Regions from separate parts of the Homo sapiens genome. Here regions 1, 2 and 3 are each linked to region 4. Evidence: chromatin loops called from intact Hi-C (ENCODE). Cell type or tissue: MCF 10A. All regions are shown on one strand. Each heading gives the region's core, and the rest is flanking DNA. Links, peaks and the distances in the headings are about the cores only.

Region 1 (6,944 bases), core at 1-5,000, 620 kb after region 4:
GGGCCCAGCCAATGAGACCTGGGCCATACAGGGCAGGGGTCAGCAGGCACCATGGAAGACCTCAGCCTCCGTCCTTCCCTCCATCGGCCTGCTGCTGAACCCCACTTTGTATAGCTGGCTATGGGGCAGGGCCACTGCTAGCATACATAGGGCTTTGTGCCAACCAGGGAATGGTCCCTGCCTGAGTGGGCACAGCCCCCACCTCTCCTCAAGATGCCATGCAGCAGGGGGCTGCCAGTCTGGGGGTACCTGTTTCTGGGATGGGGCCATCAGCAGGTCTAAGGTCTGCCTTCTGTTGGGCAGAGTCCCAAAAGAGAGGGCTGCCCTGGCTAGGTGGCCCAACCTTCATCCCCCTTGACAGCACCCAAGACAGCACAGTCTCTACTCCAGTAGCCACCCGAGGGTGAGGGCAGAGGTCAAAGCCACAAGCTACACCTTGGCCAGGGCCCTGAGGAAGGTCTGCATAACTTCCCTTGAAATCAGAAACAGGCCAGGTGAGGGAGCTCATGCCTCTGATCCCAACACTGCAACGCTGCATTGAACTGTGATGCAGCCCAGGTGCCATCTGTCTTTATGCCATGCAGCCTGGTGGCCGCACACATCCTGAACAGCCCTGATCCTTCTTAGGGTCAGGCAGAAGGGACACCCAGCCCACTGCCTCTGGAGAAGCGGAGCTGAGGGTTGGGGTAGCAGGCAGTTGGAGGAGCTCCCCAACCCCCACACCCAATTGAGGCTGTGCCTCCACAGACTGCAGTCTTTGACCTCACCTGTCGCAGGGATAGGGCTCCCTGCCCCAGGTTCCCACATTGCCAGCTGAGCACCTGCTTCCAGGGCCTCAGCCCTCCCTGGGTTTTGGTGGGGGCTCTGGGCACACATGGGAGGACTACATTCCCCCAGGACATTAAGAATCAGATGGGCACCGGGGCTCACACCTGTAATCCCAGCACTTTGGGAGGCCAAGGCGGGCGAATCACCTGAGGTCAGGAGTTCAAGACCAGCCTGGCCAACACGGTGAGACCTCGTCTCTACTAAGAAATAACAAAAATTAGCCTGGCGTAGTGGCAGCGCCTGTAATCCCAGCAACTCAGGTTGAGACAGGAAAATCGCTTGAACCCGCGAGGCGGAGGTTGCAGTGAACTGAGATCACACCATTGCACTCCGGCCTGGGCAACAAAAGTGAAACTCAAAAAAAAAAAAAATCACCAGGTCTCAGACTCCTGGGAGACAGACCCCAGCTCCGACGTTCCAGTGGGATCTCATTAACCCCTGATACTGACCTTCCAATTTGATATACCTTCCTTTTAAAATATATTTATTGAAATACAAAGAGTCAATATAAAGAAAAATAGAGGTCACCATACTTGGCCACAGTTAGACCGCTCATAGGCCCATGGCTGCTGCAACCATGGGCAGGACACAGAGGGAGTCCAGCCTCTACTGATAAATCTGGGCAGGTTCACCTTCGCAGGCCAAGCCAGGGGCCATCCCTGGTATGCGAAACCTGGAGGTTTTCCAGGAAGCCGGCTGCTCCAGAGCTAGCTGTCAAGTCTTTAGCCCCACAGGCTGGTGCCCAGAGCCACTTCCACAGGAGCAGCCTCGGGCTTCACCCACACCCAAGGAGCTTCCGAGGCAGGAGGCAAGCAAGGTGAAGGGAGGGTTCAGGGTCCCACAACAGCAGTGAGCAGGGTCCAGCCATCAGGCCTCAGAGCCTCTGTCATGCCACCTGCGAGACGGGCTCCTCCTGTCCCCACTGTGTCCCCGCTTCCTCCTCTTACAGCAGGGGGAGTTGGAGTCGGAGTCATGGTGGTGGTGCCTGGGCCTGGGGAGACCAATGGCAGTCAGTCACTCGGAAGGAGTCAACCAGGCCCCCACCCCCAAGAGGCAGATATGGACCAGGGCATACCTCTCAGGAGATGTGGGAGAGGAGGTGGCCTCAGCTGGCCGCCTGTGCTCTTTGTCTTTCTTCTTCTTCTCTTTCTTGTGTTTCCTCTTTTTCTTTTTCTTCTTCTCCTTCTTGCTTTTCCTGTGGCTCTCACAACTACAAGGAGGATACAAGGTGTGCCTCAGACCCTAGTCTTGCAAGCCAAGAGAGTGAACACAAGCAGGCCCCATCCAGATGAAGCCACCACCCACAAGTGCGTCTTTAAATCAGTTAAATCAAACTACAAATTCCACTCCTCAGTTACGTAGTCACGTGGCCAGTGGCTACGTGGGTTAGAAACAGATGCAATATCCCCATCTCCACAGCACGCCCCTGCCCCACCCCAGCCGTGCCCTTGGCAGGTTGACACCTTCCTACCTGCACCCACCAGGCCACTCTTAGGGTCAGGCCCAGGCTCACCATCCAGGAGAAGCCCTGGAGGTGCCACCCACGGCAGGAAAAGGCCCCGCCCCAGGTCCTGAGTGCCCTCCCACGGCACAGCGCCCGACCACTGCCAGTACTTAGGACCTCTCTTCAAGGGTGACCCGAGAAACTCCCCTAGAGAAAAACCTAGGAGTAACTGGGACAGGAAGTAAAGTAGGGCAGGCCACCCGCCGGGCCGGTGCGCCAAGAGAAGCTGCCACCTGCCCGAGTGGGAGCCGCTCCGGTCCTCCCGAGACCCCCCACCCCGGGGCACAGCTAGCCCAGGTGGCACAGCCTCACCTGCTTTCCGTCTGATCCTCCGCCCGCGGCTTCCTCCTGGCCGAGGCTGCCGAGGTCCCGGGCCCGCCGCTCTCTACGCGGTGATGCTGCGGGAGAAGCGAGCTCTGCGGAGGAGTCTGCGGGCCGGCCCCACACCACGCCCCGCAGCGCCCCGGGGAGCTCCGTTCAGTGCCCCCGCCCCGCCCCACCCCTGTTAGCCCCTGCTGCGGTCAGGCGGGGCGGGGGATTACCGTGAACACAGACAGCCCCAGTTTGGCGGCCTCCTTGTCCTCTCGGGACATCGCCACGCGGCCCACGGAGCCACTGCAGGGACATGGCGATGAAGACAGTACGGCAGGGGTCCGCCTCACCCGAGCAATCGAGCCCAGTGCTGCCCTCCCCTGGAAACCCGCCCGCACCTTGCGCTCCCCAGCCCCAGCAGCCGGTCCACGCCCTTCTCCTCGGGGTCGCCTCCTTCCCGCTTGCAGACCTCCGCGAAGTCCTGCAGGTGCGAGAGCACAGGGAGCGCTCGAGTCGGCCCCACACCCACGGCCCTCCACGCGCCCCCCACCCCGGGGAGTTACCTCCTTGCTCAGGCCCGTGGGCTGCTTCTTCACGTTCTTGTAGCCACTGCGAGAGGGCCGGGGCAGGCGTCAGGACGGACGGACCTCCTCCCACCACAGGTCCTCACCACTCCAGCCTTCGTCCTCAGGGTCCCGCCCGCGCGAGTCCCCGCAGCCCCGCTCCCGCCCAGCCCGACCCCCAGTCCCCGGCCCCGGCCCCACCCTGCCCCGGCAGCGCCGTCCCAGGCACCGACCGCTGCCGTCCGCGGACACTCACAGGGCGGCCAGCAGCGCCTCGCGCTCCGCCTCCCGCACGGCTGCCAGTTCCTCCTCGCGGCTCGGGCCCGCGCATGGCGCCCGGCCCTTGGCGTACCAGGTGAGGTCGCGGCCCTTCTGCCAGCGGCCTACCGGCGCCATCAGCGAGTTGCCTGCGGACGTAGACGCTGTGAGTCCAGCGCCCGCCCGGGATCCCGGAGCCCGGAGCCCGGAGCCCGCCCACCGCGCGCACCCACCCAGGTAGTTCTCCCGCTGCTTGTCAGTCTTCACGTCCTCCCAGTTGAACTGGTCCTGCCCGCCGCGCACGCCTCCACGACTGGAGCCGAACATGGCGCCGGGAAGGCAGTTGCCTGGGGCCTGCGGCTTGCAACCTGCAACCCGCAACCCGAGACCCGCTACCCACTACCGTCGGACCCAGGCCCGACCCCGCCTCCGCGTCGCGCGCCGTGACGTCACTCCCGCGCCCACTCGGCTTCGCCGCGCGCCTCTGCGCAGCGCACTGCCCCGGATCTGTGCTCCCGCGCATCACCTCCACGTCGGCTTTGGGCGCCTGCGCACTGCGCCTACCCTGCCGGGCGCGGGAACGCCTCTGAACTGGAAGTTTAAAAATGGTTAAAACGGGGCCGGGCGGAGTGGCTCTCGCCTGTAATCCCAGCAAGTTGGGAGGCCGAGGCGGGCGGATCGCTTGAGGTCGGGAGTTCGAGACTAGCCTGTCCAACATGGTGAAACCCGGTCTCTACTCAAATACAAAAATTAGCCGGGTGTGGTGGTGCACACCTGTAATTCCAGCTACTCAGGAGGCTGAAGCAGGAGAATCACTTGAGCCGGGAGGCAGAGGTTGCAGTGAGCCGAGATCGCGCCACTGCACTCCCGCCTGGGCGACAGAGCGAGACTGTCTCAAAAATAAGAAGTTAAAATGGGCCAGGCGCGCGCGCGCCCCTGTAGCCCCAACGCTTTGAGGCTGAGGCGGGAGGATCTCGAACCCAGGACTTCGCGCCACTGCACTCCAACCTGAACGAGTGAGCGGACCCTGTCTCATAAAAAAAGAAAAAAGAAAACACACAAGATGCGCCTAGTTAACACCGCCAATTGGTCACTGCTAGTCGCGATTCCATATCGGGAGCTTAACAAGGTAATGACCTTAATGATTTGTGGAATTTCTGAGTATTACCCAGTAAACTTCTGGATGAACCAGCAGCTACCCAGACACCCTCAGAGCACTGGTCCTATCCCTGCCGTGTTAAACTGAATGTGCACCCTAACTCCCATGTGAAATCCTCACCCCAAGGCGTTGGTGCTTCGGAGGTGACTAGGTCATGAGGACAGAGCCTTCATAAAAGGGACCCCAAGAGCTTTGTGCAGCTTTCTACTGTGTGAAGGCAGCGGGAAGGAAGTCTGCAGTCTGGAAGAAACCCCTTACCAGAACCTCAGCGTGCTGGGCACCCTGATTTTGGAGGTTGTGACGTACCCCTGCTTCCCCTTTCCACTTTCATTCCCAGTGCTGACTGAGAAACAGAGTCCCTTGGCCACTCTGTGACTTCGCCAACTGTATAATTTCCTCTGCAGACTTGAACCCGAGCCATAGCCATGAACGTTCCCAGGCACAGATGACAGTAACTAGGTTGTTGCTCAAAACACAGAAAGAAACTGGACTCAGCCTGAGCCAGATTCCTCAAACCCTCATATAAATTCCATTCACCAACCCCCTCCCCCACGGACATACCTAGAGAGAACTTCATTTCTCTCACTGCCTATTGCAAGAACTGCTGCAGCCCACTCTGTACAAAAGCCCCACGAATAAATGCTCTGGGCGAATCACCCTGGCATGCTCAATCTGTAGAATCCTAACCAGCCCCATCTCAGGATGGTGTGGGGCACTCCCTTGTGGGAACTCTACTGCCACCACTTTTGGGGCAATTCCAGCCACAGGTTGAACTGGATGAAATACAGGTCTACTGTCCTGTGGGAAATTTCTGTTTCTTAGTGACCCAGTCCATGGGTCAGGCTGTTAGAGCAGGCTGGCAGACAGCCACACGTCTGGCTCATCTATCTACTTAGCAAGTACTGGCTGCCATCTCCCTCATGAGGCACTGCATGAGCTTTCATCATGGAGCAGGTGCATGGCGAGGGCAGAGCAGCAGGCCACAGCCAGGCACACAGAAGGTGACTGGCCGACTCCCAGGAAGGCTCCCTGGGGTGTAGGGCATCATCTCCTGGGTGCCATTGCAGCTTGCCAGGCCAGGGTGGACTTGGGCCATGTGGGCAGGGCCCAGCTGTGGAGTCTGACCACTGACTGGATGTCAGGTGTGGTGGAGAGGGGATAGCAGGGCCAGGTGGACATTGGGCAGGAGTCCAGGACGGCTCTGAGGCTCTGGTCTGGGCAACTGTGAGGATGAAGCAGCCACCTGTCAACATGAGGACCAGGTTTGTGGGGAAGACCTGGTCAGTTTTGAGCCCATTAGCCTGACAAGCCGTAGGCCACAGGAGGAGGGGTCACCAGGGTGGAGGTTGCATGGCCTGTGCCTGCTGGGTGGAGGCCCAGCTGGGGGCACTGGTCACAGTGGTGTCCTCTGTGACAGCAGCGAAGCTGGACCCAGGAGGGTGGCGGTCAGGGAGTGGAGGGGCAGTGGAGATCCCAGGGGAACCCACTATAGTGGGAGGAGGCTGGGTAGTGGAGGGGGGGGGCCAAGTGAGTGCACAGAGTGGCCGGGCAGCTGGCTCTATATGCCACAGGGATTGAGCCACAACTTCAGAGACGGGGGCTCCAGGGAGGCTGCTCAGGAAGTAACCCTGCAAGGCAGAGTCCCAGGCAGCCACACAGCCCATCCACGTGAGGTCAGGCACTGCTCGGTCACAAGGACAGGGGCAGGGCCAGAGGACATCCCTTGCAGGCTCTTCTCAGCAGAGCTGAAGGCCAGCGGGATGAGCAGAGGGCCAGGAACAAGCTTAAGGGGCAAGGGATGGGCCTGCAAGGTGGGGACACTGCCCAGGCTCCTCAGTTATAAGCACTGTCATCACAGGGGCATGACAGAACACACTCCCACACCTCCCTGGCAATCCCAGAACACCACTGCAAGAAGTCTTTGTCGGGCACTCCAGGTGTCAGAGAGACAGCCTGCCAGGTGGGACCCAGTAACATCCCAGGACAGGGACAGGAAGCAGTCTGGGCCCTGAGCTGTCCAAAACCTGGGTTGTTGTGCGTGTGGAAGGTGCCTGCACATTAGCTGGAGCTGGTCCTGAGTTAAATCAGCCTCTGGACAGATGAAGCAGGGTCCGTGGATCTCCCTGGGCTGTGTGTAACTGCAGTGCTCTGCAGACCCCATTAAGAGTCAAGGACAACCAGGGCTGGCTGCTCCTCTGGGGACCCTCCCAGGGCAGGACCTTCCCTGGGGCAGCCTGGGAATGCAGGGCCAGGGCAGGGAGCTGCAGGCTGTGGTCCAGATGGTCCTAGGACTGCCCCACCAAGGTTGATGCCTGAGTCC
Region 2 (7,723 bases), core at 917-5,916, 250 kb after region 4:
TACCTTAAATACAGGACAGTGGGGAGGGGCTGGGTAGAGGGAAATGTTGCCTGATATTCTGCCCTCTGGGATATGGATCATCATTTCCTCCCTTTGTGGGCCTCAGGCTTCTATCCATAAAAATGGAAATAGGAACACTCATTTGGTTGTGTAGACCTTACCCAGAGCCCACCTCTAATAATATAAAGGCCAAGAATGCAATCCCCTTTTTTCCCCAAGAAGGTAAAGTCCTCAGAGCCAAGGAGAGAAGGCTCAAGGATGATAACCATGTATTGTAGTGTAGAGAGCACCCTTGACTTAAGTAACCCCATCTTAGAAAAAAGACTCCATTTTACATTTCTTAGGACACTTTGACAACAAGGATAAGATATTTTGCTTAATAAATTTTAAAAAAAGGCCTGCATCCAACCATATAAGGATATAAACAAGCATACTCATCCACTATCAGTTCTCACCAGTGGACTCTGTTGTCATAAAAATAGCAGGCCATCAGCAGCTCAAAACAGCTGTCTTAACTAACACCATCTTGCTGGCACTCATAATAAGAACTCGACATCTGCTGCCAAAGCCTCTGTCTGCCCCATCAAAGATTCTTTCTTGCAAGATTGATGGACTGCCTGGCCCAGACCAGAAGATTCTCTTTGTCTTCATTTAAGTTCTCCTCGAACTGGTTCTTTAACATTTTCTCCTATCTCTTCTCTTGATGTTAATGTTACTTTGTTGTCAAATGTTTAATCTATAACATTTACATATTAAGTATACTATTAGGTAGTGTTTGCAATATTTACTGACTTGTGGAGTGGCTTGAGCCTGTGTGCCTGTGGCTCTGACTACCTAGTGAACGGGAACTACTAAGGAGAATTGCCTCCTCGGGAACTCCATGTAGCTTGTGGCTTTTGTGATTGAATAGAATCAATAAAAGCCTGACATTGTGGAAAGACACATATATCCATGGGCTTCCTTGTCTCTGACCTTGCACCACACTTGAGATACAGTTTTCAGTGTTCCAGTTTACATGTCTGTCATTAAAGTTATTTCTAATTATTTTGCTTTTGAGTTTATTGTAAATAGAAGGCTTTTTAAATTTCATTTTCAATGCTCATTTCTTAAGTGCAAAAATATAACCAATTTTTTGCATCTGTTAAGTTTGCTGAATTCCTTTATTCTAATATGTTTTAGTGAATTTCTTACATTTTTCTAAATATAAGATCATATCATTTGTGAACAAAGATCATCGTACTTCTTCCTTTCCAATCTAGATGGCTTTTATTCATTTCTGTTGCCAAATTGTCCTGGTTAGCACCTCCAGTACAATGATAAACAGATGTCATTAGAGTGGATGTATATATCTTGTTCCTGATCTTAGGACATTAGTATACAGGCTTCCACCACGAAGCATGGTGTTAGCTGCAGGGTTTTCTTTCCTTTTTCTTTTTTTTTTTTTTTTTTTTTTTGAGACAGAGTTTCACTCTTGTGGCCTGGGCTGGAGTGCAATGGCACAATCTTGGCTCACTGCAACCTCTGCCTCCCGGGTTCAAGCGTTTCTCCTGCCTCAGCCTCCCAAGTAGCTGGGATTACAGACATGTACCACCATGTCCAGCTAATTTTGTATTTTAAGTAGAGATGGGGTTTCACCATGTTGGTCAGGCTGGTCTCGAACTCCTGACCTCAAATGATCCACCCATCTTGGCCTCCCAAAGTACTGGGATTACAGGCGTGAGCCACTGCAGGGTTTTCATGTGCCCTTTAGCAGTCTGAGCATATTCCCTCCTGTTCTTATCTCGTTGAATGTTTTCATCATAAAGATGCTGGATTTTGTCAAATTTATTTTCTGCATTTGTTAAGATGGTCATGTGGTTTTGTTTATGATTGTATTGATATGGCATATTATATTAAATGATTTTTGGCTGTTAACCAATCTTGTATTGGGAGGAATCCAACTTTGGCATGGAAGATAATTATTTCTATATGTTGCTGGATTCTGTCTTCTTGTACTTTTTTGAAAAATGTTCCATCTTTAGTATGGGGACAAGAGTCACTCCTCTTAGATTCTAATCTGCCACACTGATGCCTAACTAAGCATGAGTCTGGGAGTGCCTCCAAGATGTCTAGTTGAAGTCGTACTCTATGTAGAAACACCTATCTACCGTAAGTCTCGCCATTCCTCCAAAACAACCCTCGATGCTACAGCATACATCATAAACTGTGATGCCCATAGCACTATTTCAGTTGCCTGCACATTCCTTCCAGGACACATATACTTTTTCCCCAAAAATATATAAGCCCTGAGTCTAGGGGGTAACAGTGCAGAGATCTACCCGTCTTGTGGCTGCCCAAGACCATGCTTCTGTGAGTTCCCCAAAAAATCACCTCCAAGTGACAAACTGGATTTGTCTGCCTCATTCTTTGGTTTCTCAGTTCCTTCTGTGTTTGGGAGTCACTTTGCATATATGGCCTCTTCAGAAAACATAGTCTCAAAACCTCACACCAAAGACCAATGACTAGCAGAAATTCTTGAGCTTGCAGGATGGCACATAAGAAAATAAACAACTTGCTGAAACCCTGAAACTCCCCCATGTTATGATATCAAGAAAAAAAATTGAGGGAGAAAAAAACAGGGAGACACTGTCCCTACAAAAAGTAAAAATAAGTCTAGCGTGGTCGGGCATGCTGTGGTCCCAGCTGTTAGGGAGGCTGAGGTGGGTGGGTCGCTTGAGCCCAGGAGTTCCAGGCCACTGTGCCCCAGCCTGGGCAACATGGAGGGAGGCTGTCTCTTAAAAAAGAAAAAACTGCCTGAAACCAATTGGAACCAATATGGCCAGCCGGAATTTCCACAGAATGAGCTTGTTGACTTCATGGCCTGAATTTCGATGCATGTTTCATACTAACTCCCCCTCAGTTTGCACATGGGACCCATGAGGTGACGTGAAGAGATAACTGCACATACCTGGGAACTTCTCAGACCTCCTCGTTTTCTTTTTCTTTAGAGACAGTCTCACTCCGTTGCCCAGGCTGGAGTGCAGTGGCACAGTCTTGGCTCACTGCAACCTCCGCCTCCCAGGTTCAAGCGAATCTCCTGCCTCAGCCTCCCAAGTAGCTGGGATTACAGGCCTGCGCTACCACGCCCGGCTAACTTTTCTATTTTTAGTAGAGACGGGGGTTTCATCGTGTTGGTTAGGCTGATCTCGAACTCCTGACCTCAGGTGATCCACCCACCTCGGCCTCCCAAAGTGCTGGGATTATAGGCCTGAGCCACCACGCCCGGCCATTCAGTGTATTTTCTAATGTCCCTTTTCATTTCTTCTTCGACCTTTTCATAAGTTTGAAGTGCACTGATTGATTCCACATATTTAAGTTGCCTGGAGTTCCTTCTGAACAGACAGCAGCCTGCCGGGCTGGGAGAACAAGGACCTGGGGTTGTACAGTCTGTGGCGCACAGAGTCCCTGCTGGAACCACAGGCGGTGAGTCAACGGGCACCTCCGGGCTAGGAGGTTTTCCCAGGCTCGCCTCATTGCTCCTGCACCTGCAGGGTTCGCTGGACCCTGGGCGTCCCGCTGCCCGGAACACAAGGGTAGGGAAGGGTTGTTACTGGGTTTCTTGGCTGGGGCTGCAGGGCCGGTGCTTGCCACCGGAGCGGGGGGGGCGGGCCCCGCTGTGCTCAGAAGGGACCTGAAGCCAGGGAAGCCCCAGGGTCGTCCTGGGCCCCGCCGCCCGCCCTGCCTGCCCCGCCTGCCCCTCCCATCCCGTCCTCTCCCCGCCTCCCTCCCAGCCCCGCCCCACCTGGCTCTCCCGCCCCGGTCCCGCCTCCTTCCTCCCGCCCCTGCCCTCTCGATCCAGCCTCCCGCCCCCTCCCCGCCTGTCCCTCCCGGCCCCGCCCCGCCTCCCGCCCCAACCTAGTGCCCGACAGGAAACCTCCCACCTGGCACTGCCCCCAACCAAAGTCATGAGGGCAAGGCTCCGGTTCCTGCCCTCACAGGGTCCCAGAAGCAAGGGCAGTGAGGACCTGGCCCACGTCCCTGGCACGGGCTGTCTGATTCTCCTTCGCTGTGGCGGGAAGATGGCCGGATTTGAAGGTAATACCCAAGACCCCGATTCCCGACAGGAGAGGCGAGGGGAACGGTCTCGGGAGCAGGCAGGCCCTGCCGCGGAGCCGAAGGCCTCCGATGGGAGCAGGCACGCATCTCTGAGTGGGGCCGCGGGGGTGGACACTCTGGTGCCTTCACGCAGGGGAGGGGGGCGGCAGGCTGCAGAGGAAGGCCAGGATCCACGAGCTGCGGCTCTCTAGGTGGGGCGAGGGGTCCAGGCGGGGTCTGATTAGGGCGTGGGGCCCCAGGTGGGGTCTATCTGGGGTGTGCGTCTGCAGGATTCTGCCCGTGGATTTTCCTCTAGCTTCAGGACAGGGTTTGGCTCTCCCAGAGGAACAGGGTAGGAGCCCAGCTCCAGCTGTTTTCCTGTAGGTCAGAGCCTGCAGTGGGAGGGTAACTGGGGCCTGTGGAAGGGGACTTCTGGGGTCAGACCCCAGGCAGGAGTGAGAGGCCCAGGTCCCTGGAGTTCCTGCCTCCAGGGCTGCTGACTTTGGGGGTACAGACAACAGGACACTGGACATCTTGGTCCCTACCCTTGGCTTCTAGGCCAGTGGAACAAGTCACTGACTTGGAAACCAGGGCCTGCCTTCTTTCTGCCTGGGGACCCAAGGTGCAGCTGGTAGTTGCAGTTCTGTGGGACGCTGGCACAATCACCTGCCAAAACCACCCACAGTGGTGGATGGGGGACAGGGCTGAGGTTGACACTCTGGAGCATGGATGAGCAAAGGGAAGGATGTGGCCTTGGATGTGGCTCTCAGGGATGCCCCAGACCTGGGATGTGGGCTTCAGGGTAGCTGGCCAAGGAGCTGCCCCTTCGGCTGGGTCAGCAGGCGGAAAGGCACAAGCATGAGGATGGTCTTGGTCCCTGGGGGAGGCACCTTCTCCGGAGGCCACAGCCCCCAGGATGCAGGGAGCCTGGTTTTGCCACAGCCAGCAACAACTTGACCTGGGGCTCCTGTCTCCACCTCCATGGATTCCAGCCAATCACAATTGCAAGCCCAGGGCAGGGCAGGCACGTGCTGGAGGAGCCCCTAGGCCCCATCATGTTCCCTCACTCTGTGTCCTCCCAGGCTAGAGTCTGTGCAGACAGCAGGGCCTGACTTTTCCAGCCTTCCTATGGGGGCCCACAGGTCCCACTCCCCAAGGAATCTGGGCCACTGCACGCCCTCACCCAGGCATGGTGGGGTGCACAGCCATTGTCCCCACACTTGCAAGTATATCCATCTATGTGCAGCTCCCACGTAGCCTTAGGTCTTGAGCATCTGCATTGTTTCTCTGACCCCTTTCCTCAGGAACACTAGTTAGCTGCAGCCTGCCTGTCCTTTCTCACACTTGATAGGGATGACACGCAAAGGGCAGGGGCTAACCACCGCACATCTGCAGCTCCTCACCTCGTACCCCAGGAGGTTGGTTCCCAGGGAGACGTGGCCTGTCAGGCCTCTTGCAGAGGTGAAATTCCCTTTGCGAAGGCCCTCACATGTGCTGACAGCATGCCTCCCCAACCCCGGACAGGATCCCAGGGCGGCATACTTGGGAAAGGGGCATCCTGCCTGACACTTCAAACTGCTGTCTAGCCACACTCTGCACAGCGGCTGCCCCACAACCCACCTGGCCCTGGTGTCAGCATTTTTTTTTTTTTTGCCAATCTGGAGTGAGGTATGCAAAAGGAGTCATGGTCATTGACTATGGAGTCATCGATGCCGGCTGCAGTTCAGCCGTTGCCCTGTGGAGGGCTCTATCTCCCCCCACAGAGCTTCTGGCATTTGCTGTTTTTGCTGCATCTGTAACAGCCCCAGCCTGAGATTCTCAATGCCTGCTTTAACCAAGAAAAAGTGACTGAGGCTAGCAGGGCTCTCGGGAGCGTCTGTGCACTGCCTCCTGACTGCGGAAGCATGAGGGTCTTCACATACAGTTCAGGAGCGCAGGACCAAGCAGCCTGGATGGTAATGGGCTGCGACCTGTGCTACCTTGTGCTGCCAGTTCGCACTGGGCCCTGGCTGCCCTGGGGTCCACAGTGCTGCCCTCATCATGACAGAAGCTGAAGGACAGGTCACCTCAGCTGCCTGCTGGCAGTGTCCGAGGCACATACCCCCACTCTTGGCCTCAGGTGTGCCTGTGTGGCAGGGTGCCAAGAGGCCCAAGCTCAGAGGTTACCGGAGGGGCTAAATGGGTGAGCCACGCCCACACTCAGCCTGGGCCTGGTCCTGGCAAGGCTGCAGCCGTGCATGTTTGCTACCTCCCCCTCCTCCCCGACAAAGCACCTTTGCTGCCCGTGGTTTGGGCAGCGCCAGCTCCATCTGTAGGAGGCCGGATGTCTCAGGGCATTCCCGTACAGACCAGGGGTCCCCGGGAGCTAGCAGGGGGGCCCAGCATACAGGTCCCTGGAAAGCTGTTGGCTGGAGCGCATTCATTCGACAGACACATATGAAGCACCTACTGTGTAAAGCTGCCTTTGCAAGCACTTCACATGATTCACTGAACAGAGCAGACAGAAACCCCTGCCCTTCTTGGGGGCTTCCATCCTAGACAAGTGCCAGCGGCCCCAGTTGATGCCACGGGCAGGCAATGTGCATAGCCATGGCACGTGCCGTCCCTGTGGATTCGGATGCCTCCTCCCCTGCTGGGGTGAGGCAGCCAACCAGGGGCCAACTGAAAAAATGCTGGACTCTCGGTCAAGGACAGGGCTGGGAGAGTGCCAGTCTCCACAAACTGTGGATCCACTAGAGGGTTCAGGCCTGGGGCATCCTCTGCAAGAGGATCCCACGAGAGTCCATTCCCCACCACAGGCCTCCGCTGCTCACTGCTGTGCCTTGATCGGCCTGGACGAGCCCGCCCACACCTCCATCATACCCAGTGTGAAGAGGGGCTGGGGACCCACCACTCCTGAGAACAGCATCCTTGGGAAGACCCAGCTGTGAGTGCACAGCAGGCACAGTCCCTCAGGCCCAGGTGAGGATTCAGCAGCAGATGGGATTCCACCCCATCTGTGGCCTCTCCAGCTGTCCACAGGCCCTGCAAAGGCAGGGAGGTGGCAAAGGCCAGCCCAACCCAGCCCTCCACTCTGGGTACCCAGAGGAAGGCGCAGGCCGCTGGTTCCACAGCCCATCACCTGGAGGTGATGGAGGCCAACCCCAGCCCTGCCTGGAGGCCCTGGTGAGCTTGCCCAGCACTGCTCCAACCCCTCCCTGAACCCACAGGGCAGAGCCAGGGGTGGTCCAATGGCCTGAGACGAGGGGACAGGGCTGGCCTATTAAGAGGAGCCACCAGAGAAGGCACACCAGACACAGACTCCTGTCAGCTCAGGCGTCCTGGCCTAAGGAGGCAGGGCCCCCAAAAGAGCCAGGTCCTGGCACCATCTCCGAGCTCCCAGCAGGCCTGCTGCAGGTCAGAAGGGCCACATCCCATCTTGGGTCCCTGACCTCATTGGGCCTCACCTGAAAACAGGCACCCAGGCAGTGGCCATGAACAGCCAGGCCACAAGCCTCGACAGGGGTGGGCCCCAGGTCACAGGGAGGGCGGTCTTTATTTCTGGAAGGGCCCCGGAGCAGGAGGCTGCCTCTCTTCCACCCGTCCTTCTATCCTCACGACAGGTGCTATGGGGCCGCAGCAGCATCAACAGCCTCTCTCAGCTGCTGCA
Region 3 (7,723 bases), core at 1,222-6,221, 280 kb after region 4:
TTTCTTCTTTCTTTGTCAATATCAGTTTCCTTTAAGATCTAATTTGCAAATTAGTCACCTTTAAGAAAATCCCCTGTGCGTGACCAGGTGCCACTTTGATACACAGAATATTTCTGGACCCGGCCCCGGCCATTTAGATCAGGCTCCTGCCTGTCCTTCTGCCTGCTCAGAAGCATCCTACCATCCTCAGCAGTGCCCCGATGGTGGTGGCTCTGCCCACGTGTATTTCCAGCAAACAGTTAGGGTGCTGCCTGTCTGAAATGGGGTAGATCTTGGAGGGGATGTCCCAATCATGTGGAGAGGCTGGCGAGGGACTTTTGCCTGGGGTCCTGGGGATTGCACCTCCCATGGCGTGTTGCTGCCCAACAGCAGCTCTAGGTGTCTGCTTAGGCCAAGTTACCGTGCACAGCACCCAGGGCTGAGCGTCCTGGTCCTGCCATGCCCCACTGTTTCTGGCTGTGCTCAGGGACGTTTCTCCCTTGGCAGTGCTTCCCATGGGTTGAGGTGGGAGCAGGCCTCCTGCCAGGGAGCCCAAGAGGCAGGGAAGCAGGTTGTTCACCTCGATCTCACTTTTTCCAGGTTAGAGACTGTGAGTCAGGGGAACTTTCTCCAGATGAGGGACGTCTCAGATGTGGAAGTTCAATTCCCTTAGTCTCTCTAGGAATTGTTCCTTTCTCTGTGGCTCCAGGGGCCATCCCATTCTCACATTTGAGTTCTGGGATATTGCTGGTGCTGTGCCTTTGTTTCTGGTTTTCAGCTGAAGGAGTGGAGCCAGCTTGTGTCTATGGCATGATTTTGGAACCAGAAGTCTCCACGTTCATCCCTAGAGCTTCACTATAGGGCTAGGAGTCATCACTGTAAAAGAAAACCTAAAGTCATCACTGTAAAAGAAAACGTGTGAGTGTGGCTCTTGGCAACTAAAACAGACCATCTTGGGTGCAGCCAGCACAGGGCACCATTTTGACATTTCACATCCATCTACTGCATCAAAAATCTTACAGTCACTTAGAGATAAGTCAGGGCAAGGAAGCCACGGAGTGCTCACTCATCTACCTTCATCAAAATCCCAAACGCCAGTCAGCAAACTGTGCACCTTTTGTTTTAATTTGGATAATGATACATAATCTTGACTAAGAATGGCCTATAAGAAATGCAGGATGTGTACTGTAAACTCTTGCTGAGGTCATATAATGTCTTCCCATTGATGTATGGGATACTGAAGCCAACGGCAGGTCTAGTAACTGCAGTTATTTTAAAGCAGGGGTTAATGTGATATATTGAGATCTGCAATAACTAATGTGATGAGACTTCTGTTGGTGACAGTCAAAGGTTCAACTAATACTGAAGCTGTCTACAGTCAGGATGGAAGGAAATGCCACATTCAACTGGAAGTTAGTGAAAGTAGCCATGATTTTCCCCATGTAATCTTGCTAATAATTCTAATAGGCTGGCCCATGGCAGTTAGCTTAGGTGCAGTGCCACAACCATGGCAGCCATTCCTTCAAATAAGCCCCTCCTTCTCTCCCCCCAGCATACCCACTGATTCTGTTCTCTGGAGAACCTGACTGACGCAGTCACCCTGCTGGGCAGCATGGGGAAAGAAACAAATGAGCTCAGGGTGCTCCAGGAACAGCCTGGACGTTTCTGGATCTGCCCCAAGGGAAGCCCTTAGCTCCTGTAGCTGCAGGACAGAGCTTTGTGAAAACAGAATCTGGAGTCTCCTGCTGCAGATGGCTGAATTCTAACTGTGCATGGCATCTGCTGTGACATTGAGGGCATGACCGAGAAGGAATGGGACCCTGAGAACCCCAGTGTAGACGCATGGCTGCAGTCTGCAGAAGCTGGGGACGCTGAGTCCCTGAAGGCCACAGAAACTTCCTGGCCAGTAGAGGTAGCCCTTCCTCCCAGTCTAGGGAGATTCATCCTGCAAGACGTGCCGGGTTCTCCTCAGCTTCTGTCCCCACACCTGTAGATGCTCAACTAGACTCCAATCCCAGCAGAGGCTGAAAGACAGGGTGCAGAGTGTACTCTGAGGAGGAGGTGCAGTCGGCACCAACAGGAATCTGGAGCATGCGGACGAGAGTGGGTGTTGAGAGTGTGGGTGGTGGGGAAGCATCTAATGCTGAGTCTGGCTGAGGCTGGGGGAAGGGGCCTGCTAGGCAGAGCTTCAGTTGTCACGTGTGCCTGCTACAGTATGGACAGCGCAGACGTAGAACATTCCATCACTGCAGAAAGGTCTGTTAGATAGCTCCCTAGACAGTAAGTACAGGTTTCATTTTGAATCAAGATGACCCAGATCAAGGCAGCAGGGTGTGGGCAGAGTGATATTCTAGGCAGAAGGTGTGCATTTTTGCTGTCTTTTTGCTGGTTGGCTTTGCATCTAGATGAATGTTCTCACTGCTGGCCCCCAGCTTTCTCTTCTCACACTGGAGATAAAAGTCCCTGTGCCTCCTGCTTCATGGAGTGCTTGTGGAAATGAAGTAGAGTAAAATGGCAACATGCTTTACAAAGGTTAAAACCGTTTTCCAAAAAAAAAGGTATTACTCCTTAAAAATGAACTGATCCAGTTTTCCATGTTTTGTTTGCTTTTTCAGATTGCTGACAGAACTGGAATCTCCTGCTTGGTGGCCCTTTAGCTCCAAGCTTTGGAAGACACCACCGGAAACAAAGCCCAGGGAAGATGTCTCCATGACCAGTTGTGAACCCTTTGGGAAAGAAGGGATACTGATAAAAATTCCTGCTGTTATTTCCCACAGAACAGAGTCTCACGTTAAACCAGGGAGGCTCACCGTCCTTGTGTCTGGGTTGGAAATACATGACTCCAGTTCTTTGCTCATGCACAGGTTTGAAAGAGAAGACGTGGACGACATCAAGGTCCACTCACCTTACGAAATTAGCATCCGCCAGCGGTTTATTGGAAAGCCAGACATGGCCTATCGTTTGATATCTGCCAAGATGCCAGAGGTTATCCCCATTTTAGAAGTGCAGTTCAGCAAGAAGATGGAGCTGTTAGAAGATGCATTGGTGCTCAGAAGCGCAAGAACCTCTTCCCCCGCAGAGAAGAGCTGCTCAGTCTGGCATGCAGGTTAGTGACCGACAAGGCAGTGAGCGCGTGCACAGACTTCTAAAATTACAGGCAGACTCAGCACGCCTGTGGGAAATGCCTAACAGATGCGTCACCTAGAGCAGCTGCTGGCCTCCAGCTTGCTAGAGACAGCTCGTTTGTTTATACATAAAAACAATTCCAGACCATTTTCCTTGTACTTGACATCTGTGAATCTGAAATCACTGAGAGTTAACTGTACACTTGATAGGTGCGTGAATTCCAAAGCGGTTGGTACCATGCTTTGGATACAGTTTATCCTCACCAAAGCTCATGTGGAAATTTGGTCGCCAGTGTGGCAGGGCTGGGAGGTGTTTGGTCACAAGGACTCTGCCCTCTGGGTGGCTCAGTGATGTTCTCATGGTAGTGAGTGAGTGCTCCCTCTGGGAAGCCTGGATGAATTCTGGGAATGCATTAGTTCCCAAGAGTGGGTTGTTAGGAGGCAGGATGCCCCTCTGATTCTGTCTCTTTGCCTGTGTCCGCTTCCCCCTTGAGTGTCTCTGCCACAACACGAGAGCCCTTGGTGGAAGCCAGGGCATGCCCTTGGACTTCCCAGCCCACAGAACTGTCAGTTGACTAAAGGTCTGTTCTTCGTAAATTACCCAGTCTCAGGTGCTCAGTTATGGTGATGCAGAACCTGCTACGACACAGAAAGGGCTTTCAGAATGAGTGCATCAGAGCAAAAGGAAGCTCCTGCTGTTGTCTCTGTCATCTCCCCTCATTTTGATGTGGGAACCAGCACCTCAGGATTGTTACTGGCACCATCTCCACTTCCCCTGGTGGGGCCATTCCCATCACCCCTACTTTGCCCACTCTTGTTTCCCTGGGCATTTAATCTAGGTTTTCCTAGCCTGGCGCCCAAACATGCTATTAGGGATCTGTGTGTTGGAGAACTGTGCAGCGTGGTTCTGTGTGTTTGTGGCATTCTCAGATGTGTGTGGAGTGGCCATGGTACCTTCCCGCAGACTCCATTGTAGATTGTGAATGCTCAGCTGGCCTGTCCTGGGGGCCGGGCTGAGGGGCAGACACCCTGGGTCTTGGCACGTCCACCACGTTTGGCCTACCTCCTCCCTAGCACAGGACCGAGGCTTATGTGCTAGGAGCCGCCATGGTCCTGCCCGTCTGATGGGAGGCTGGTGGCCTCTTGGTGTTATTCTTGCCTTTACCCTTTCCTTGGTTAGGAGGTGGGGCCTCTGATGCGTTGTATTTGTTTTGGCCCTGCAGGTTTTGCTCTATGGATGGCCTGTTCTGTTTTCTTCTTTCCTCATGTGCTTTCTTCCCCCACAGATGTGCACGACTTTCCTACTATCCTAGTCCATCAGCCTTGGCTGGCTTTAGAGGCTATAGCCACTTCCTCTAGAGTCTCTTCCTCCCTTACAGAAATCTTTTATCTTGCCATGGTAAAATCCACCGATTTTCCCCTGCAGTTTGTCTTCGAGCTCTGATTAAGAAATCTGAATGTCATAAAAGACTCCATTTTCTAATATTAGCATTATAGCTAATACGCATGCATGTATACATATGTACACATGTGTATCAATGCCTATGTATTGTGCATGTATGTGACATGTACGTCCACACTATAATGCGTGTCTATACGTACAGCATGTAAAGCTGTATTCTTCAGGATTTTAAATGCCAGGTGTCTGTTAAAAGTAAGAGATATTTGCTACCCTTTCGGTTTCTCTAATTTTTCTCTTAAGAGAAAGATTTCAGTTCCTATAACCTGTTTCTCTAACATGAAAATGTTTTGCTTGCTATTCCAGATGGCTTCAAGTTTCGGAAAGAAATACACATAATAATAGATTGAGTCCCATGAGCCCCAGGGCTGAATACACACCCTAAAAATGAAAGGTGCACACCTTAGATATGCAGCACGTAGTTGAATCACAGAAAACCTACCACCTTTCTGTATATGTCTTAAAGTCAGGGGTTGCAAAGAGAGGCATTGACCCCTATGGAATGGAGCATGTGGTGTGAAATGTAATGAAATCCATTGATCAAGATGAGATCAAAGGTCACCATGAGCTGCTGTCACTAAAGTGCAGGCCTGAACCCGAGTGTCCTAGTGGGAGACAGGCTACAGAAGCATAGGAAGCAGAGGTCTTCACCCACATTCAAGGTAAATGGTACAGGCGTACTCCTGCACGTGGCTTCAGGGAGGAGGTATGTGACGTGCTGTGGACTGGTGGTGTGGGGACTGAAGAGGGGTCCCTGGGTATGTGTGGCGTCAGGCAGGAAGTTTGTGACATTCTGTGGAGTTCAGGACTGCTCTCCAGGGTCCCAGTAGAGAAGCACTCAGTGTGTTTAGTGGCCCTGCCATGTTGCCGACCTGGCTGCACCGTGGTGGCGAGCACTCCTGTGTTCCGCAGGCTGGTGTTTGTAAGTGGGTTCCTGCAATCTGTGCCGTTTGAGGTCAGAGGGCTATCACCTTTTCTGGGGGCCTCAACGTGCATTCAGGATTCAGGACTGATGGCGTCACCCTCCCTGCTCGGCTAGGAGGGCCCCCTTAGTTCAGGTCACCTGAGTGTGGGTTGTAGCCACAGCGAGCACCGTCTTTTCACTTGCACAGCTGCACCCGGCCCGTGGTGTTTTGAGTACCTGGGGCAGCCATCTTGCCATGTGGCACACACAGCACACAGTCCCACAGGGACCTGCTGCATGTGTGAGATGGACTGTTGCTCCTGTGGGGGACTGTTGTGCCACCTTTCCGTGCTCACTTTCACCCCCATGGGCAACCTGGCCTGTCCAGGTAAGTGCTGGTCTCATGGGGGCAGCTGTGCCTCCAGAGGGTGTTCTTGAAGAGGCTCCATGCAGGGGTTGGAGCGTGTGGTGCCCTGCCTGGTGCTATGTTAGCAAGAAGGCGGCGCCCCGTTTGATGGGAGCTCAGTAGTCTGTGGGGCACTTGTGGCTCTGAGGCCTTGCCTCTGCCTGCCGCCTGCTGCTGTTGTCCATGCGTAGGCACAGGGACTCTGTGCCAGCTTCCCTGTGTTTACTGCTCTCAGCTGGAAACTGTGGGCTCCCTGGAGGTGGAAACCATGACGGATGTCTCAGAAATCCCTGCCTCTGGGACGAGCGCTGGTGCACGTGTGGCCACAGGGTGGCAGCCTCGCGACACCGGATGGGCGCTTGTCAGGGAGGGACACCCGGGGCGGGGAGCCTTTCCAGAGACCTCTGCAGGGCTGCGTGCCAAGTGCACGTTTTATTTTATTCTAGACACTCGTCCTTGCGTTGAGGAGCACCCAGGACCGCACAATCACCCTCCTCACATGTCTCTGGGCCCTGTGGCTTCTGACAGCCTTCTGGAGGCTGGGCCAGGGCTTGCACAGCAGCCTCTGTCTCAGATTTTCTTGCAGTCGGCCTGGGCTGTGGTTTGGGAGGAAGGCCACAGGGTGAGGTTTCCTTCCCACACATCCTACCAAGGGACATGCACAGTATTTTCTTTTTCTTTTTATTTATTTTTTTCTTTTAGAGACAGGGCCTTGCCCTGTCATCCAGGCTGGAGTGCAGAGGTGCAATCATAGCTCACTGTAACTTCAATCTCCTGGGCCCAAGACATCCTCCTGCCTTGGCCTCTCAAGTAGCTGGGACTATAGGCACATATCACCATGCCCAGCTAATTTTTTTTTTTTTTAATTATGGGGTCTTGCCGTGTTGCCTAGGCTGGTCTTGAACTCCTGGGCTCAAGTGATCCTCTCACCTCAGCCTCCCAGAGTGCTGGGATTTCAGGCGTGAGCCTCTACCCTGCTGTGCACAGCGTATTTGAAGGCTGTTTGATCACTGAGATTTTTCTTTGTCACTCACTGCCTGTCTTGGGGGTAAGGCCTGCCTGGGCTTCCAGCTCCCTGATGACAGCCTTGCCTGTACCTCTGCTTCCCCGGGCCGTGTGTCTGTCTGCACAGCAGCACCAGCAGCAGGACAGGGCAGGAGGCAGGCGGATGCAGTGGGCAGTTAGTAAAGGACCAGAGCATTGGGGTGGCTGAGGTTGTCTCTGCAGTTCGTTAGTGCCAGGCGTCTTTTGAGGCAGGGAAGTTCCCACTGGAGCTGAAGCACCCAGGAGCCTGCTGTGGCACCGCGGGCTCGGGTTGGGCTGACTGGGGAGCCTGGGGGTACTGCATCAGCTGGCCTGGAGCCTATCAGAGGATGCCGCTCAGCCCCCACCTGCGCGTGCGTATTGGTTGAGTGGGAGATGGAGCACACAAGCTGCTGTCTCCTCCATTCAGCTCCCTACGCTGTCCTTACCTGTGCGCTAGCTTCACAGGCCCACTAGGCCCAGCAGAGGCCTTTCCTGGGTGACAGGTGAGTGTTGGAGGCCAGGGCTGAGGGAAGGGGCTTGCTGGAGACAGACAGGCTGGTGGCCCAGGTCCCCGCTCCCAGGCAGGTGCAGGCAGCCCCTCCTCAGCACTGGCAGTGAAGACAGAGCTGTGTCTTGCACAGGGGCCTGTGGCCTCAGGGCACTCTCTTTCCAGATGACCAAGACATTCTGCAGCCAGCAGTGTGCCCTGGGCTCTTCCTGGGCTGGCTTCCTGCACCCCCAGGCCAGCAAGGCTGTGCATAGGTGTCTGGAACACTTCCTACTCCCGGACAGTCGAGTCACCCCACCCTTCTTGCTGTGAACCA
Region 4 (7,723 bases), core at 1,791-6,790:
AGGCCAGCATCATCCTGATACCAAAACCTAGCAGAGACACAACAACAACAACAACAACAACAAAGAAAATTTCAGGTCAATATCCCTGATGAACATCGATGCAAAAATCCTCAATAATATACTGGCAAACCGAATCCAGCAGCACATCAAAAAGCTTATTTACCATGATCAATTTGGCTTCATCCCTGGGATACAAGGCTGGTTCAACATACGCAAATCAATAAACGTAATCCATCACATAAACAGAACCGATGACAAAAACCACGATTATCTCAATAGATGCAGAAAAGGCCTTTGATAAAATTCAACACCCCTTCATGCTAAAAACTCTGAATAAACTAGGTATTGATGGAACATTTCTCAAAATAATAACTATTTATGACAAATCCATGGCCAATATCATACGAATGGGCAAAAGCTGGAAACATATTCCCTTTGAAAATCGGCACAAGACAAGGATGCCTTCACATAGTATTGCAAGTTCTGGCCAAGGCAATCAGGCAAGAGAAATAAATAAAGGGTATTCAAATAGAAAGAGAGGAAGTAAAATTATCTCTGTTTGCAGATAACATGATTGTATATTTAGAAAACCCCATCATCTCAGCCCAAAATCTCCTTAAGTTGACAAGCAACTTCAGCAAAGTCTCAGGATACAAAATCAATGTGCAAAAATTACAAGCATTCCTATACACCAATAATAGACAAACAGAGAGCCAAATCATGAGTGAACTCCCAATTACAATTGCTACAAAGAGAATAAAATACCTAGGAGTCCAACTTACAAGGGATGTGAAGGACCTCTTCAAGGAGAACGACAAACCACTGCTCAAGGAAATAAGGGAGGACACAAATAGAAAAACATTCCACGCTCATGGATAGGAAGAATAAATATCATGAAAATTGCTATACTGCCCCAAGTAATTTATGGATTCAATGTTATCCCCATCAAGATACCATTGACATTCTTCACAGAATTAGAAAAAACTACTTTAAATTTCATATGGAACCAAAAAGAGCCCATGTAGCCAAGACAATCCTAGGCAAAAAGATTGAAGCTGGAGGCATCATGCTACCTGACTTCAAACAATACTACAAGGCTACAGTAACCAAAACAGCATGGTACTGGTACCAAAACAGAGATATAGACCAAAGGAACAGAACAGAGACCTCAGAAATAATGCCACACATCTACAATCATCTGATCTTTGACAAACCTGACAAAAACCAGCAATGGGGAAAAGATTCCCTATTTAATAAATGGTGTTGGGAAAACTGGCTAGCCATATGCAGAAAACTGAAACTGGATCCCTTTCTTACACCTTATACAAAACTTAACTCAAGGTGGATTAAAGACCTAAACATAAGACCTAAAACCATAAAAACCCTAGAAGAAAACCTGGGCAATACCATTCAGCATAGGCATGGGCAAAGACTTCATGATAAAACACCAAAAGCAATGGCAAAAAAAAGCCAAAATTGACAAATGGGATCTGATTAAACTAAAGAGCTTCTGCACAGCAAAAGAAACTATCATCAGAGAGAACAGGCAACCTACAGAATGGGAGAAAATTTTTGCAATCTATCCATCTGACAAAGGGCTAACATCCAGAATCTACAAAAACTTAAACAAATTTACAAGAAAAAATCCCCATCAAAAAGTGGGCAAAGGATATGGACACTTCTCAAAAGAAGACATTTATGCAGCCAACAGACACATGAAAAAAAATCTCATCATCACTGGCCATCAGAGAAATGCAAATCAAAACCACAATGAGATACCATCTTATAGCAGTTAGAATGGTGATCGTTAAAAGGTCAGGAAACAACAGATGCTGGAGAGGATGTGGAGAAATAGGAACACTTTTACACTGTTGGTGGGAGTGCAAATTAGTTCAACCATTGTGGAAGACCGTGTGGCAATTCCTCAAGGATCCAGAACCAGAAATACCATTTGAACCCAGAAATCCCATTACTGGGTATATACCCAAAGGATTATAAATCATTCTATAAAGATACATGCACACATGTTTGTTGCAGCACTGTTCACAATAGCAAAGACTTGGAACCAACCCAAATGCCCATCAATGATAGACTGGATAAAGATAATGTGGCACATATACACCATGGAATACTATGCAGCCATAAAAAGGGATGATTTCATATCCTTTGCAGGGACATGGATGAAGGTGGAAACCATCATTCTCAGCAAACTAACACAGGAACAGAAAACCAAACACCGCATGTTCTCACTCATAAGTGGGAGTTGAACAATGAGATCACATGGACACAGGGAGGGGAACATCACACATCAGGGCCTGTCATGGGGTGGGGGGCTAGGGGAGGGATAGCATTAGGATAAATACCTGATGTAGATGACAAGTTGACGGGTGCAGCAAACCACCATGGCACGTGTATACCTATGTAACAAACCTGCACGTTCTGCACATGTATCCCAGAACTTAAAGTATAATAATAAAAAGAAGCAACTAGGATGATACAGGTGAGCAGTGAAAAATGGCAGCACAGAATCAAAAATATGCAGCCTACCAGTGAAAGTAGACATAGCAGGAGTTGCACACAGATTGGAACAAGCCAATTCAAATGTATGTATCTGGCCTCACAAGTGGGGAAAATAAAAATGCCCTGTACAAGATTAGGGAAGGCTTGGGGAGTGGAGCATTGGGATGAAGAGCTCTGGTTTGCAGATGTGAAGGTTGGGCACCTTGGCATGAGGAGTCTCTGGAAAGTGATGGTGGCAGGGGCCAGGTGGGTTTGGTTAAGGAGAGATGGGAGGTGAGAAGCGGGCACCAGGGCATGATGCTGTGAGCAAATGAGGACATCTCTGGGGGAGTTTTGGAGAGTGGGATGAGAATAAAGGAAACACAGTCATATTGGGGAAGATTTCGGGCAGAGGGAAAGTCTTCAAAAAGAGGTGATTGCGGGAACAGTGTTCTGCGGAAGTGGGACAGGATCAACCACACTGATAAGAGAGTTGGCATAGTGGGAAAAAGGAACTCTCTCTCATTGACCCAGGAAGGCAAGTGGTATCAATGAGTGTCCACAGGTTACCAGCTTAGCAGTAAAGGCAACAGGCAGTTGAGGGCTTGCCAGTGCTGTTTCAATGCTCTCTAATATCTATAGAACATTAACCTGGGGCAGGAGGTTCATTCTTAGGATACTTGAGAGTGTGGAGTTTGGGTGCAAGGGAGAAGAATCTAAGAATACATTGTGTTCAAGAGCCATTTTGTTTTTGAAAACACTGTTGAGTTTGGGGAACACTGCCGGATCTGAGTTGCCAACCTAACTTTCAGATACTAAACAAACTCTTAAAATGAACTGTTTTGAAAACACAGTTGGGTTTGGAGAACGTTGTCAGATCTGAGCTGCCAATCTGATAACCTTCAGACAATAAGCTCTCATAAAATGAACTGTTTTCCTTTTGTCTTGATACATAGTTCAAATGATATATAGACCATATGCTTCTGCAGAGCACCCTTTGAGGTAACAACACCTCACGGCTTACCTCCATAACCTTTACTCAACTGTTCACTTTACCAAATTCTTTGCAGGTAGATGTTTGATAGATGTAAAATACTTCATGAGATTTTCTCACAAACTGCTTGGCAAGTTTAGGGAATCCCAAGGATCAGAGACTGACAGCTGTTACTGCCTTTAAGCCAACAGAATTGACAATGTTGCAGATGATGTAAGACAGAAAATAAGCTGGGTGCAGTGGCTCACGCCTGTAATCCCAGCACTTTGGGAGGCTGAGGTGGGTGGATCACGAGGTGAGGAGATCAAGGCCATCCTGGCCAACAAGATGAAACCATGTCTCTGCTAAAAATACAAAAATTAGCTGGGCATGGTGGCACATGCCTGTAATCCCAGCTACTCGGGAGGCTGAGGCAGGAGAACCTCTTGAACCTGGGAGGCAGAGGTTGCAGTGAGCTGAGATCGCACCACTGCACTCCAGCCTGGAGACAGAGCTAGACTCCTTCTAAAGACAAAACAAAACAAATCAGAAAATAAATTTTCATGAAGTGATTGTGGGGATAGGAAAACTAGGGGCTGTGAGAAGGGCCCTTCTCTACGCGGGTGTTCCTTATCAAGGCACTGAATATGGAAACATCTTATGGCCCCAAAGACCTGAACGTGTCATGCTGTTCTGCACAGCAGCCACTGGGAGGCTCTCTTGGCTAGCTGTTCAAGCTAGCGCCACAGAAGGATTAGTTATTGTGAAAAGGAGAAGATAGCAATGTACTCAGTATCCCCTGGGTTTTATACAATCAAGCATGACATACCTGTGAAATTCCTATCTACCTGCAAACTAGATATAGCAACACATTGCACAAGGTGGGCACTGAAGTATTCATTTAACAACTTTAATGCACACTGGGCCTATGCATGTGCTGCCTTTTATGGGTGTGAAGGTAATGACTCCTTCTGTCTTCATGATACCCTTGGCTGAGATGTCCAGTCATTCCTGTGATCAAAATTGGACTGGAAATTTCTAAGGACAGAGTAGATGGCAGAGACATCTGACTTACAACTGTGATTTGATCTCTTGCTTTGGCTGACTAAGCAAAATCTGAAGAATATAAAAATAAAAGGCATTTATTTTCTGGCCAAAAACAGAAGTAATCTATCATTCATGCATTCTTATCACAGCAGCTAAATTGAACTAAAATAAAACATCAGTGCTCTCTTTGCAAATTTACCTGGAAAGGATCTTGACTTATGCTGAAATTGACATTTGTCCATCTAACTGGAAAAGGATTTCCTTGGGAGTCATTCTTTTTGCCTCCAAGATTATGCATGATCAAGCTGTACAAAGTGGAAAACTGTCAGATCTTCAAGGATATCCCAGTAAAAGACATGTGAGTTTATAAGGTTTTGTTAAACTTTCTAACCGTTTTCAAATACCTCATTTTTTCCCATAAAGTTAACACTTTAAAAATATTTTGAAAGGTAACATTGTACAGATAATGAAGATAGGTATAAAACTACCTAGTTTTTCTATCCAGATTCAGTATAACAATTCATATTTTTTCATTATTAATGAATAAGTCTTGATGTGTTACTGTTGCAGTAATCTGCTTGAGAAATTGAAAAGTATTTTCCAGTATTTATTTTTGGCAAGCATCTTACAAGTGTATTACCAGAACAACACAGTACAATAAAGATTTTTATGGCTTTCTACAAGCTGTCAGTTTTAGTCATTTTTTAAGGAGTACATGTCTGGCCTTTGAAATAATTGGCTACTGGAGAAGTTATAACTTCAATGAGTTATACCAAACTTACAGAGTGAAAAAGGATATAAGAGAGTACCATAAGCAACTGTACACCAAAAAAATTGAATAACCTAAATAAAATGAACAAATTTTTAGAAACAAAAAACCTACTAAGACAGAATCAGGAATAGAATAGCTTAATAAACCTATTCATCAAGGAGATTCAGTATGAACATTGCATCAGTAACCAAAAACCCAGCAACAAAGAAAAGCCCTAGACCAGATGGCTTCACTGTTGAATTCTACCCAACATTTAAAGCAGAATTAATACCAGTTTTTCTCAAACTCTTTCAAAAATTTGAAGAGGAGGTAACATTTTCTAACTCATTCTATGAGGCCAGTATTACCCAGACACCAAACACGAGAAAACTACAGACAAACATCACTTACAAATGCTGATGCGAAAATCCTCAACAAAATACTAGCAATTTAAATTTAGCAGTACATTAAAAGGATTATACAACATGAATGAGTATAATTGACTCCTGAAGTAAAAGTATGCTCCAACACATAAAAATCAATGTAATATCACATTAACGTAAAGAAGAAAAGAAAAAAACGTAAAGAAAAATGTGATTATTTTAACCAAAGCAGAAAAAAGTATTTATCAAAATTTAACCCACTTTCATAAAAAATACTCAAGAAACTATAAACAGAAAGGAAAGACCTTAACATGTTATACATTAAAAAAAAAAAACACACGGTTAACATAATGGTGAAAGCTTTTATCCTAAGAGCAAAAACAAGGATGCCTGCTTTTACCACTTCTATTTAACATAGTATGGAAGATTCTAGTTAGAGCAATAAGGCAAGAAAAAGAATAAAAAATTCCAACTAAAAAGAAAAGGTAAAAGTATCTGTTTGCAGATGATATAAACTTGTATATTAAAAATCCTATAGTTTTTGTGAAAGAAACTGTCAGAAGCAATAAATAAAATTCAACAAAGCTGCAGGATACAAAATTAATACATAAAATCATTTGTATTTCTACAATAACAATAAACTATATCATTTATGATACCATCAAAATAATACTTAGAAACCAACTTAACCAAGGTAATGAAAAACCTGTACAGTGAAAACTATAAACATTGCAGAAAGATATTAAAGATGACTCAAATGAAAAGACACTATGTGTTTATGGATTGGAAGACAAAACCTTGTCAAGATGTCATTGTTATCTATAGTCATCTACAGATTCAATGAAATTCCTTTAAAAATCCCAACATTTGCAAAAGTAGAAAAACCTATTCTAAAATTCAGACGAAATCTCAAAAAAACCCAAGAGTCCCAATCTATATTAAAATAAATGAAGTTAGAGGATTAACGCCTCGTGGTTTTGAACTTACTACAATGCTTCAGTACCCAAAAAATGTTGTACCAGCATAGAGACAGACATAAAGACCAAGGCAATATTGGTCATAATTTTCAACAAGGGAGCCAAAACTATTCAATGAGAAAGGACAGTATTTTTTAAATAGTGCTAGAAAAACTGGATATTTACATGGAAAAGAATGATGTTGAACCCTTACTTTACACCATGTACAAAACAATTAAAAATGGATCAAACATCTAATTGTAAGAGCTAAAACTATAAAACCCTTAGAAGAAAGCATAGGGAAAAAGTTTCATAACATAGAATCTGGCAACAATTTCTTGGATATGACAGTGAAAGTGCAGGCAACAACAACAAAATACATAAAAATAACTTTATTAAAGTTAAGACCTTTTGTGTGTCTGAAGATACAATCAATAGATTGAAAATACAATTCACAGAGGGGGAGAAAATATCCACACATTATATATCTGATAAGTAATTAATATCCAGGCTATATAAAGACCTCAGCAACAACAACAACAAAATCAAATTTAAAAATGAGCAAAGGTTTTAAAATACACATTTCTTTAAAGAAGATATACAAATGACCAGTAAGCACAGGTGAGGTGCTCAGCATCAATTATCATGAGAACAATGTAAATCAAAAGCACAATGCAATACCAACTGACACATATAAGTATAGCTACCATAAAAAAAACAACCAACAACAAACCAAAACAAACAACAAAAACCCAGAGAACAGCAAATGCTAGATGTGGAGAAGTCAGAACTCTTGCATACTACTGGTGGGAAAGTAAAATGGCAGAGCTACTATGGAAAACAGTAATCACCATATGATCTAGCAATTCTACTTCTGGGTATATACCTAAAAGAACTGAAAGCAGGAATTTGCACAGATATTTGCACACCCATGTTTATAGCAGCACTCACAATAGCCAAAGTGTAGAAACCACCAAAATGTCCATCTATAGATGAATGGGTAAGCAAATATAGTCAATACATACAATGATATATTATATTCAACCTTAAAAATAAATTTTGATAAATGCTACAACAAACCTTGAGAAGATTTTGCTAAGTAAAATAAGTCAGA

What was found. A loop is a pair of places that touch in the nucleus more often than their neighbours do. Peaks named below come from ENCODE experiments on the same cell type or tissue, not always from the same donor. Only the 100,000 strongest peaks of a DNase experiment are listed, where the experiment ranks them.
Region 1: a loop joins it to region 4, with 6 times the contacts of the local background. A loop is called at or near these places in 3 of 110 quality-filtered maps.
Region 2: a loop joins it to region 4, with 9 times the contacts of the local background. A loop is called at or near these places in 18 of 110 quality-filtered maps.
Region 3: a loop joins it to region 4, with 12 times the contacts of the local background. A loop is called at or near these places in 41 of 110 quality-filtered maps.

What each region holds. Positions count from the first base shown.
Region 1 is chr1:228,099,436-228,106,379 of GRCh38, forward strand. C1orf35 (chromosome 1 open reading frame 35) reads right to left here and starts at 3,890. Exons shown (of 8, transcript NM_024319.4): 1 at 3,699-3,890; 2 at 3,464-3,614; 3 at 3,208-3,253; 4 at 3,043-3,125; 5 at 2,875-2,947; 6 at 2,645-2,730; 7 at 1,904-2,038; 8 at 1,296-1,819. The coding sequence starts at 3,792. The coding sequence ends at 1,696. RefSeq lists enhancers at 586-825, 1,936-2,656, 2,657-3,376, 3,377-4,097, 4,098-4,817 and silencers at 2,725-2,804, 3,055-3,224, 3,385-3,654. In MCF 10A, for the core only: a CTCF peak has its summit at 2,995 (motif pointing left); DNase peaks (open chromatin) are centred at 3,026 and 3,986.
Region 2 is chr1:227,724,713-227,732,435 of GRCh38, forward strand. JMJD4 (jumonji domain containing 4) reads right to left here. Exons shown (of 6, transcript NM_023007.3): 6 at 6,479-7,723. The coding sequence ends at 7,680. It also overlaps a transcript of SNAP47 not described here. Among named protein-coding and RNA genes, the nearest start is that of JMJD4, 6.7 kb to the right of the region's middle. RefSeq lists enhancers at 3,190-3,795, 5,609-5,658 and a silencer at 3,469-3,808. In MCF 10A, for the core only: a CTCF peak has its summit at 5,806; DNase peaks (open chromatin) are centred at 3,499, 3,809 and 5,819.
Region 3 is chr1:227,756,401-227,764,123 of GRCh38, forward strand. It overlaps SNAP47 (synaptosome associated protein 47), which reads left to right. Exons shown (of 5, transcript NM_053052.4): 3 at 2,595-3,085. Among named protein-coding and RNA genes, the nearest start is that of SNAP47, 25 kb to the left of the region's middle. RefSeq lists enhancers at 1-10, 51-140, 1,940-1,999, 5,068-5,818, 6,002-6,151 and 1 more. In MCF 10A, for the core only: a CTCF peak has its summit at 6,203 (motif pointing right); DNase peaks (open chromatin) are centred at 3,151 and 6,211.
Region 4 is chr1:227,477,540-227,485,262 of GRCh38, forward strand. No RefSeq gene overlaps it. Among named protein-coding and RNA genes, the nearest start is that of ZNF678, 82 kb to the right of the region's middle. In MCF 10A, for the core only: a CTCF peak has its summit at 4,189; a DNase peak (open chromatin) is centred at 4,192.